Linked DNA regions of Homo sapiens: region 2 is linked to region 1. A link is a contact called in ENCODE Hi-C or POLR2A ChIA-PET data. All regions are on one chromosome and are shown on one strand. The core of a region is the stretch at or near the end of the contact, and the rest is flanking DNA. Distances in the headings are between cores, read along the strand shown.

Evidence for each region. A loop is a pair of places that touch in the nucleus more often than their neighbours do. ChIA-PET counts read pairs that join two places held with the same protein, here RNA polymerase II (POLR2A). Pooled maps may share reads with other maps.
Region 2: a map of mammary epithelial cell shows a loop between it and region 1 (9-fold over the local background). The contact joins two enhancer-like sites. A Hi-C loop is called at or near these places in 14 of 168 maps with a recorded cell type or tissue (Calu3, DLD1, PC-3 and 9 more), 2 of 37 single-sample maps with no recorded cell type and 18 of 50 pooled maps. POLR2A ChIA-PET finds 5 or more read pairs at or near these places in 8 of 52 experiments (A673, CD8-positive, alpha-beta T cell, HCT116 and 4 more).

What each region holds. Positions count from the first base shown.
Region 1 is chr11:34,171,403-34,176,329 of GRCh38, forward strand. It overlaps ABTB2 (ankyrin repeat and BTB domain containing 2), which reads right to left. Exons shown (of 17, transcript NM_145804.3): 4 at 1,753-1,905. Among named protein-coding and RNA genes, the nearest start is that of NAT10, 68 kb to the left of the region's middle. RefSeq lists enhancers at 2,181-3,103, 3,104-4,024. Within about 2 kb of position 3,514, at least 7 of the 41 ENCODE cell types and tissues checked have a DNase peak (open chromatin) inside an H3K27ac peak, as active enhancers do.
Region 2 is chr11:34,271,691-34,277,036 of GRCh38, forward strand. The region is part of intron 1 of ABTB2 (ankyrin repeat and BTB domain containing 2); the gene reads right to left. Among named protein-coding and RNA genes, the nearest start is that of ABTB2, 84 kb to the right of the region's middle. Within about 2 kb of position 3,186, at least 18 of the 41 ENCODE cell types and tissues checked have a DNase peak (open chromatin) inside an H3K27ac peak, as active enhancers do.

The DNA.
Region 1 (4,927 bases), core at 2,264-4,763:
TGTCTCTACTCAAAATACAAAAATTAGCCAGGCGTGGTAGCATGTGCCTGTATCCCTACTAATCAGGAGTCTGAGGCAGGAGAATAAATTGAACCCTGGAGGCAGAGGTTGCAGTGAGCCGAGATTGTGCCACTGTACTCCAGCCTGGACAATAGAGCAAGACTCTGTCTCAATCAATCAATCAATAAGTAAGTAAGTAAGTAAGTGTTCTGAGCCCTTGTTGCTTCAACTGGCAGAAAACAAAGACTCATGTAAAACAATCTGTTATGGGTCTGCCCCAAGCAGGAAGCAGCTCCCACCCAGACTCATGCCTCAGCACTTGGCTGTATACTGTTTGTGTTGAGCAGGCTGCACTCAGCCTATAAACGGTCACCATGGCCAGGTTCTAGTATTTAGCTCTACATTCTCTCTCTTTAAGGCTTCCTGGTGAGGCTCAGAAGTACCAAAGAGATGGTAGAGAGTAGCATAGACTGCCATTTGCAATCAACGCAACCTACAAGGAAAGTCACAGATAATGCCTGTGTTATAGGGGGCGCATCACAGACGTCCAGTTGGCAGCTTTGGTCTGGAGCCTTGGTTGGGCCAAAGTGTAGAAAATTCATGTCCTAGAATGGGGTTTGGGCCTTCCGTATGAAGACAGAGGAGGCCATAACCTGGGTTTTGGCAGAGGGTTAAAAAAAAGATATAAGGCCAGGAGCAGTGGCTCACGCCTGTAATCCCAGCACTTTGGGAGGCCAAGGTGGGTGGATCACCTGGGGTCAGGAATTTGAGACCAGCCTGACCAACATGATGAAACCCAGTCTCTACTAAAAATACAAAACTACCCAGACGTGGTGGTGCGTGCCTGTAATTCCAGTTACTTGGGAGGCTGAGGCAGGAGAATCGCTTGAACCCAGGAGGCAGAGATTTCAGAGAGCCGAGATCACACCATTGCACTCCAGCCTGGGCAACAGAGTGAAACTCTGTCTCAAAAAAAAAAAAAAAAAAAAAAAAATATATATATATATATATATATATGTGTGTGTGTGTGTGTATATAGATAGATAGATAGATAGATAGATAGATAGATAGATAGATAGATAAAAGGCTCTCATGGGCCTAGGATGGCCAGGGACGCTTCTCTAGAAAAGCTCCTCAGCAAACAAGTCTACTGTGAGAGGCATTTAGGGAAGGAAATTAGGAGCACAGGCTTGGAGGCCGTATGGACCTGGGTTCAAATCTGGGCACGGTAAAGTGCTAGCTGAGTATCTGTGGGCAAGCTACTGTTCCCCTCTGACCCTCAGCTTCTTCATCTGTAAGATGGGCATGATTGCCTCTTCCCTGCACTTGTCATGAGGACTAAGATAATGCACATAAAGAGGAAGGGCTCACAGCACCTGCACCCAGGAAGGGCTCCATGTGGTGTCAATTACAGGAACAGAGGAAAGAACGGGCCCACTTCTGCCCCTCAGTCCCCAAGTATCCCAAAGAGTTAGATGTGTGGGCTCTCCTGCCCCAGTCCCAATGTGTGTCTCCTCTGTGTAGCAGACCAGCAGCTGCAGGAGACGTTTCCAGACAGCAGCCAAAGTCTACAATAGATCTGTTCCCATACTCAGGCTTGGCCTTTGCAGAGGACACCCTTAGAACAGCTCAAATGTGCTGCAGCCCCTGCTCTCTGACCCCCGCCCAGCCATCTGGGGAAGAAGCGAGCAGAGGGGAGCCGCTGGGGGCAGGTCATGGATGCCGGGGCCCTCCCTCCTCCCTGGTTCATACTTGAGCTGCCGAGGTTCACAGTCCAGACCAGGCAGCAGCAGCCGGGCTGCCTGCCGGATGTCGCCGCTGTCCACGGTGAGGCTGCGGCGGTGCTCTGCGTAGGTGATGGCCACGCGCATCCACTCCATGAGGGGCGGCAGCAGCATGAAGGGCCTGTGGGGCAGCAGAGAGAGGGTCAGGCCTGGGGTGGGGTCCCTGCAGGGCAGCAGAGAGAGGGTCAGGCCTGGGAGGGTGCTTCTTGTGGGGCAGCAGAGAGAGGGTCAGTCCTAGGGTGGGGGGCTCCCTGCTGGGCAGCAGAGGGTCAGGCCTAGAGAGAGTGCTCCCTGAAGGGCAGCAGGGGACCCCTTAAGCACACACATGCTCACAAGTGGCAACCAAGGCTGATCACCCCTTGCAAGGGACCTGCTCTTTCTGCTCACAGAGACCCCGACTACCTGCAATGCACAGAAGGAATTTCCATCATGGGCCATTAGCAGAACCTGAGGGCCCTCAGGTGGCCCAGGGAAGGAGCAGTTCCCCAGTGTGTGGAATTGGGGACCTTTCCCCCTCCAAAGAGTTCAGTCAGGGTCGCCAAGTGTTCTTCTATGCAGAGGGGAGAGGCTGCACAGCTAAGAGTCTCACAGACCCAGGTCCAAACCCAGGGCTGCCACCAGCAGGGTCAGGTCACCATCCCCTCCGACAAGCACACTCGAGTCTGGTTCTCCATCTGTAGCACACGTGTGATACCTCCTTATGGAGGCTGTCATGAGGCCAAATGGGATGATGCATATTAGGCTGTTGTACAACATTAATGACCACTCCTTCCTCATCTGGCACCTAGACTGAGGTGGGCTGACACCACTTCGTGTGCCAGGCCAGGTTGCCCCCAGTTTGGTGCTCAGAAAAGAGTAGTGGCCTCGGCCGGGCTCGGTGGCTCACGCCTGTAACCTCAGCACTTTGGGCGGCCAAGGTGGGTGGATCACGAGGTCAGGAGATCGAGATCATCCCGGCTAACACAGTCTCTGTTAAAAAATACAAAAAATAAGCCGGGCTTGGTGGCGGGCGCCTGTAGTCCCAGCTACTCTGGAGGCTGAGGCAGGAGAATGGCGTGAACCCGGGAGGCGGAGCTTGCAGTGAGCTGAGATCGCGCCACTGCCCTCCAGCCTGGGCGACAGGGCGAGACTCCGTCTCAAAAAAAAAAAAAAAAAAAAAAAAAAGAAAGAAAAAGAGTAGCGGCTTCAAGTCCCACAGGGAGGAATGGTCCTAGCGGGTCCGAGTATCACTAAGAGCCCACAAAAGCAGGGAAAGGCGGCGGCAGGCTTAGAGCTGCAAACTCCCGGGGCGCCGCTCATGAGGCCCGCTCTGTGCCACCAGGGGACGCCATGTGCACAGCCTGTGCTGGGCCCTGACTGCGGCTCAGGCCGCGCCCGCCCCTGCCCTCGGCGAGCGGCTCAGATTCAGCTGGGGGGCGGGGACGCGTTTCTGTCCTCTGCCAGCTCTGGCAAGGCTCCGTGTTGGAGCCCCCTCAGGAGACCACTTCGCCGTCCAACAGACCTCCCCGCCACCGAGGGGCCCGGATGGCAGCCTGTGGCTTCATGACTTCGTGGGACACCCACCTGCTCTGCCCAGAATGGACGGAGCTCTTTCCCTGCTCCATCACAGGAACAAGGCAGCCCTGGAGCCCTGTCCCTCACTCATGCTGTTCTCTCTGATGACAGCCCAAAAGTCAGCCTCCCGGCTCCTGCCTGTTCCCAGCCCTTCCCGATGCCACTCTTGTCCTTCCTTACAAATTAAGCCAGGGAGCGGGCAGGCAGCCAGGGGCAGGCGGCCAGGCCTCCAGCCACCCCAACTCCCTCGGGGCTCTTGGAGCGTCCCGCCTGTGCGGTCACTGTGGTCTCTCCCCTTGACATGCAGCTAAGTGCTCCCGCCAGGGAAAAGATGTCCATTCTCTCTCCTTGGCTAGGAAGTAAGCCACCTCCAGGGAGTCAGCCTGGGCTGCCCTCGGAACCCCTATCTCAGGTCTCCAAAAGCTCGGGTCATCTCCAGAGTTCTAAAAGTTTCTTCTCTCCTTGAGGGCAAAGAATGCTTTTATTTTAAAAAGTGGCAAACAAATATAAATGCTCCTTGACTTAGGATGGGGTTACATACCAATAAACCCATAGTAAGTTGAAAATATCCTAAGCGAAAACGCATTGAATACACCTCACCTACTGAATAGCCTACCTTAAACATGCTCAGAACACCTACATTAGCCTACAGTTAGGCAAGATTATATAAGCCAAAACCTGTTTTATAATAATGTTGAACATCAGTGTAACTTACTGAATACTGTATGAAAGTGAAACAGAATTGTTGTGTGGGTACTCGAAGTAGTTTCTACTAAATGCATATCGCTTTCACACCACTGTAAAGCTGAAAAATTGTAAGTTGCACCATCATAAGTTAGGGATTTTCTGTAATCAGAAGTGATCTTAAAGGTCTTTCCTTTGGGAAGGTATTCTGATGTTCTGGTTCTGTCATTTCCAATATTCCTGGGTTTGAACCACTTAACTGGTCCACTGAGCATACCAATCTGTATGAAGGGGAGGGCCACAGGCCAGTAAAGCCTCACTATCTCTGGCCCTCAAGGACTCCCAGAACCTCACCTCACCCTATCTCCTGCCGTGACTCACCCCTGTTACCAGGACACACCACCAGCACTCATGGACCTCAGGCCCACCCTGCCTGCTCCCATCTATGCATGAGAACGAACAGCTCTCACCCCTGCTTGTCTAGATCCTATTTATCCTTCAAGACTCCATTCCAATGCCACCTGCTTCAGAAGCCTTCCCAGATTCTCTCTCCCCACCCCCCCAAAAAAAAGGGGGGCTGGGTGCGGTGGCTCACGCCTGTAATCCCAGCACTTTGGTAGGCTGAGGCAGGTGGATCACAAGGTCAGGAGTTCGAGACCAGCCTGCCCAATATGGTGAAACCCCGTCTCTACTAAAAATACAAAAGTTAGCCGGGCGTGGTGGTACTCACCTGTAGTTCCGGCTACTCAGGAGGCTGAGGCATAAGTATCGCTTAAACCTGGGAGGCAGAGATCGCAATGAGCCGAGATCATGCCACTGCACTCCAGCCAGGGTGACAGAGTGAGACTCCGTCTCAAAAAAAAAAAAAAAAAAAAAAAGAGAAAGAAATATCTTCCTGCTCTGAG
Region 2 (5,346 bases), core at 1,936-4,435, 100 kb after region 1:
CCACTGCACTCCAGCTTAGGCGACAGAGTGAGACCCTATCTCAAATACATACATACATACATACATACATACATACATACATACATACATACAACTTGCCTTTGGAACCATGGAAGTCACTGTTCCCCAACTATATGCTCCTTGATGGTGGAAACATGTTGTACTTGTCCTTATATCCCTAGCATCCTGTGAGCCAAACCAGCAGAGGCTTGGACTGGCTAATGCTAGACTGTGTATGGCACCTAGCAGGGCTCTGTGCTTGCCAAGCAAACACATGGAAATCAACATTTACAGAACATCCATATACCAGGTGCTTTTTCTGATTTGATGTTTATAATAAATCTAGGTGGGTACTACCCAGTGGTCATACTACTTCTTATTGATGGTATCCAACTTATTAACCTTGCCAACCCTCAGTTTCCTCATCTGTAACTAAAGATAATGATAGTACCCACATCTTATTGGGTTGCTGTTAGGAGTAAATAAAATAATAAATGTTAAATGTTTATCACAGTGCTTGGCATACAATAAGAATTCAATACACTGTTGATTGTGGTTTGCTTTTGTTCTGACCTCTTATTTGGAAATAATTATAGAGTCACAGGAAGCTGCAAAAAAAAAAAAAAAAAAAGAATACAGAAAGGTCCTGTGTATTCTTTGCTCACTTTCCCCAGATGGTTAAATCTCACACAATTAGAGTATAATAGCAAAACTAAAAAACCATACACATTGGCAGGCCAAGCGTGGTGGCTCACGCCTGTGATCCCAGCACTTTGGGAGGCCAAGGCAGGTGGATCACGAGGTCAGGAGATTGAGACCATCCTGGCTAACACAGTGAAACCCCGTCTCTACTAAAAATACAAAAAACTAGCCAGATGTGGTGGCGGGCACCTGTAGTCCCAGCTACTCGGGAGGCTGAGGCAGGAGAATGGCGTGAACCTGGGAGGCGGAGCTTGCAGTGAGCCAAGACCACACCACTGCACTCCAGCCTGGGCGACAGAGTAAGACTCCGTCTCAAAAAAAAAAAAAAAAAAAAAAAAACCAACCAACCATACACACTGGAATAATGTTGTGTATGTATAGTTTGATATCATTTTATCGTATATATGGTTTATTTCTATAACAACTTGATAACTATCATGAGACGCAGTTCAGAGCTGTGGTTAAGTGTACAGCCTCTAATTCCAGACTGTCTGAGTTCTAAAGTTGGCATGGCCACTACTAGCTGTGTGACCTTAAGCAAATTACATAACTGCTCTGTGCCCTAGTCCCCTAATCTGTAAAAGGGAAACAACAATAATAGCGTTTCTTAAAGGCTAGGAAGATTAAATAACTTAATATATATAAAGTACTTAAACCGTCCTGACATTTAGCAAACATTCCATGATTTTTAGCTTTTTTTAAATTAAAAAAATTTTTTTAAATTTTTTGTTATAATTATGTTTACTATTTTTACTATTCCTGGGTCCCAGAAAGGGAGGGGAGTGAGGAAAATCTTGGCCTGACTTCCGCCACAGGGCTCAGGCCTTCTTTTCCTTTGGTTAATGGTTGTGATGCTTTATGGAAGTGAGCCAAGGATACACCAGGGGTCTACTTTTGTTGCTTTGTTTTGGAATAAACCCATGTTACAATTTTGAGAGAAAACTCCAGGCTGTCCAGGCCTGCTCTTGCAAGGCCCGGGGTCTCTCTGTTGGGGAACCTCGACCGACTCCAGGTTTGCTGCTTCAGAGAGTAAGCTGGCAGGGGATGCAGAAGGGATACAGTGGGCTGGTTCTACTCACTTCTCCACTGGACGAAGCCAGCATTTGACCCCAGACAACAGCATCCCCAGGCATTCTGTCTTCTGCTTAAAGACTCCTCCTCCATCTGAACTGTGGCCCCTTGATGGGCTTCATGGCTGAGTAACACTGGCAGACCTCCGAGGAGAGGGATGGAACAGGGCCTGATCTGACAACAGCCTCCCAGAGAGAAGTGACGGTGGCTACACAGTCTGGCTTCAAGGTCAAAGTTCCTAAAACCTTGCATCCCTTTATGCACTAGTACTGGGGCAACGATCTAGAAAAGTGAAAGGAACTCAGACACCTTTGACTGCATCATGGGCATCACTCTAAAGCAGGCTGGAGGGAAGGAATAACAATAATTATAACAAGTGAGACCCTGCCTCAAAAATAATGATATTTGGCCGGGCGCGGTGGCTCACGCCTGTAATCCCAGCACTTTGGGAGGCCGAGGCGGGTGGATCATGAGGTCAGGAGATCGAGACCATCCTGGCTAACAAGGTGAAACCCCGTCTCTACTAAAAATACAAAAAATTAGCCGGGCACGGTGGCGGGCGCCTGTAGTCCCAGCTACTCGGGAGGCTGAGGCAGGAGAATGGCGTGAACCCGGGAAGCGGAGCTTGCAGTGAGCCGAGATTGCGCCACTGCAGTCCGCAGTCCGGCCTGGGCGACAGAGCGAGACTCCGTCTCAAAAAAAAAAAAAAAAAAAAAAAAAAAAAAGATATTTAACTATGATAACAGCTACCAGTTACTAAGGACTTACTTTGCGTGGAAGTGCACTCGAGTCTTAGACTAATTCATGATGTGGCACTATCACCCTTTCTTACAATAAGTAAAAGAACAGAAGATGACAGAAGCCAAGGTCACAGCTAGTAAGCCACAGAGCCAGGATTCAAACCCAGGCTGACGGGCCTCCATTTTGGAGCTCTAAACCACCAGGCTGCACTCCATCACCAGAGACTGCAGTTCCTCTCACCTGGACTCTCAGTTTGCCCTTTATTAATACTATGATTCTTTCAGTTGTCTTATTTCTGGTTATAGCCGTTTTAATATGATCTTTGCATCCCTGCGTTAAGTAGTGGATTGGAATATACACACACACACACACACACGCGTGTGTGTGTATGTATATATTTTTTTCTTTTTTTTAAAGGCACACCTCAGCTGGATAACATTAAAAAAGAAAAGAAAAATACAGGTCATTTTTTCTTGGCCAAGAAGATATCATTGTGTCTAGGTGGGAGGTATGAGGTCAGACCAATGGTTCTGCAGAACCCTGTTTCAGACCTGGGATCCCATTAGGCATGCAGGTCAGCCACACAGTCTTGGCCGAGTGCAGTATTGCGCAAACGTGCCTTGAGTTTCCAATCTGGAAACATTTCCTGCTTTTCCACTTCCAGCCAGCTCTCATCCTCAGGCAGAGGTTGCCAGCCATTCCAGACTAAGCGGGGGTGATGACGTCAGTGGAGAGAACCGGACCAGCAGCCTGGATGCTCCGACTCCCGCCTGGGGCCTGAATCCTGGCCTCTGAAGGATGTTTCTGAGGTGGTAGTGACTCACCTGGGCTCCAGGCTGGCAAAGCTGCCTCGAGAGTCCTCATTCAGCTCCCTGCATCTTGACTATTTCTGAGGTAAACTGTGGGGACCTAAGCCCACACCACATTGAATCCCTTCCCCAAACCCAACAGGAAACATCAGATTCCATCATTTGTAATCTATCTGGCTTGGATCCATGACAGCATTCCTTACGCAAGCCCTGACTCCAACAGGGCTGAAGCCTGCAGGCCGAGGCTGTGCTGGGGAGTCTGAGTTACAGGCACCATTCTCCTCCCCTCCTGGAATGAGCCCTATTAATAATGGCTGAAGAAAAGCAGGTAAATGCCCCTCCTACCCCAGGGAAAAACATCCAGCCCTGCTGTAGAAGCCACACACACTTGACTTTCTCCAGAGATGTTTAGGGCAGGGGAAATGGGGGACCATGGCATGTCACATGCCTCCCCTGAATACAGGGCTCTCTTTTTTTTTTGTATCCTGCCTTAAGAGGGGGCTAAAGTAGCAAGCTGACCCTTGATATCCTGCCTAGAAATATCCACAGATGACACTGGTACCAACTGCAACCACGGTTTTTATGAGCACCCTAATCCACTACAAGTCACCTCCACTCAATGTGGATCCCGACTCCGTGCTTCCCTCGAGATCATTTTCCACCTGCTTTCACTAGCTGGTCTGACCAGTTTCCCTGGGCTACCAGGTCTAGTTAAGGGTGGTTGTTAATTATGCACAGAACACTAAGGAATAATAATACACTCTGCCAATCTTTCATGTCAAGAACACCAAAATTTTTGACTCAGAACTCCCTATGAGATAAAGCACTTATACCATTCTCATTGGGTCAGCTGGACACAGTCCTGTGATCCCACAGGTGGAAGAGGTCATGGCCCGAGAAGACAGCTGTCGTCCTGGAAGTCACACAACAGGGCCATTGCTAGACGGTAGAGAGGCTCCAATCAAGGCCACTGTCAAATACCTGAACAGAAACCTTTTCACATTTAATCCACCTACTCATTGAGCTCTCAGAAAATAGAAATGGCATTTGGGTATTACCAGTGTGGGAGGGCTTTGAATTGACAACTCAGGGGTCACAGTCTTTGTTTCTTAGGGGGGACTTCTAATGATATGCTCAAATAGAAAAAATTCAACATCAGAGAGCCATGTCACAAATCCTGGTTCACCAGTGCTGCTTGTTTGGTTAAAAAAAAAAAAAAAAGTTCTGATTCGATGTGACTAATAAGTCCCAAGACCACACTGTTGAAGGGTCCTAACCAATTTAAAAGTTTTAAAAAGCACTCAAAATAGATTGCCTTCCTTCTCCTCAAAACTTAATCAGTTATTCTTGGCTACAAATAAAACCAATACTGGTACTTACTTGAAGCTATACTTCATAATCCAGTTACTACTCTTAAGGGAAAATATTAATTCCTAAAATCCTACTTGGCTGTATATACCATGTGGAAAAAATATAGGGCCACAGAATTCTTCCCCACACACAGTCCCCACCCAGCCTGGCTCTCCCCCATCCGGGCCTGCCATTTCATCTCTGCTTTATTGGCATGCACATCTGGATTACATAAATTTCAAGTATGGGTTTCAATATTAGTACTGCTTAGGGTTACAATACTTGACAAATCTCAAATGCCAGGACGTCAAATCAAATTAGCTTGACCAGTCACAGAAGACAAGGGGAGAGAGGGATGGACGACTGGAGCACTACAACAATAAACAAGGTGCGCTGCTGATCCACTGTTCCTTGTTTAGCTGGCATGGAGGCTTCAGACGTGACCTAATAACCTCTCAGATCCAGGAGAATGCGAACCTGCAGGTCCATGTCTCCATCCCTTAGCAGAACAGTAGGTGCCCACTTGGCTGAGAAGTACGTGTGTATGTACGTATTTGAGATGGAGTCTTGCTCTCTCACCCAGGTTGGAGTGCAATGGTGTGATCCCAGCTTACTGCAATCTCCACCTCCCAGGTTCAAGTGATTCTCCTGCCTCAGCCTTCTGAGTAGCTGG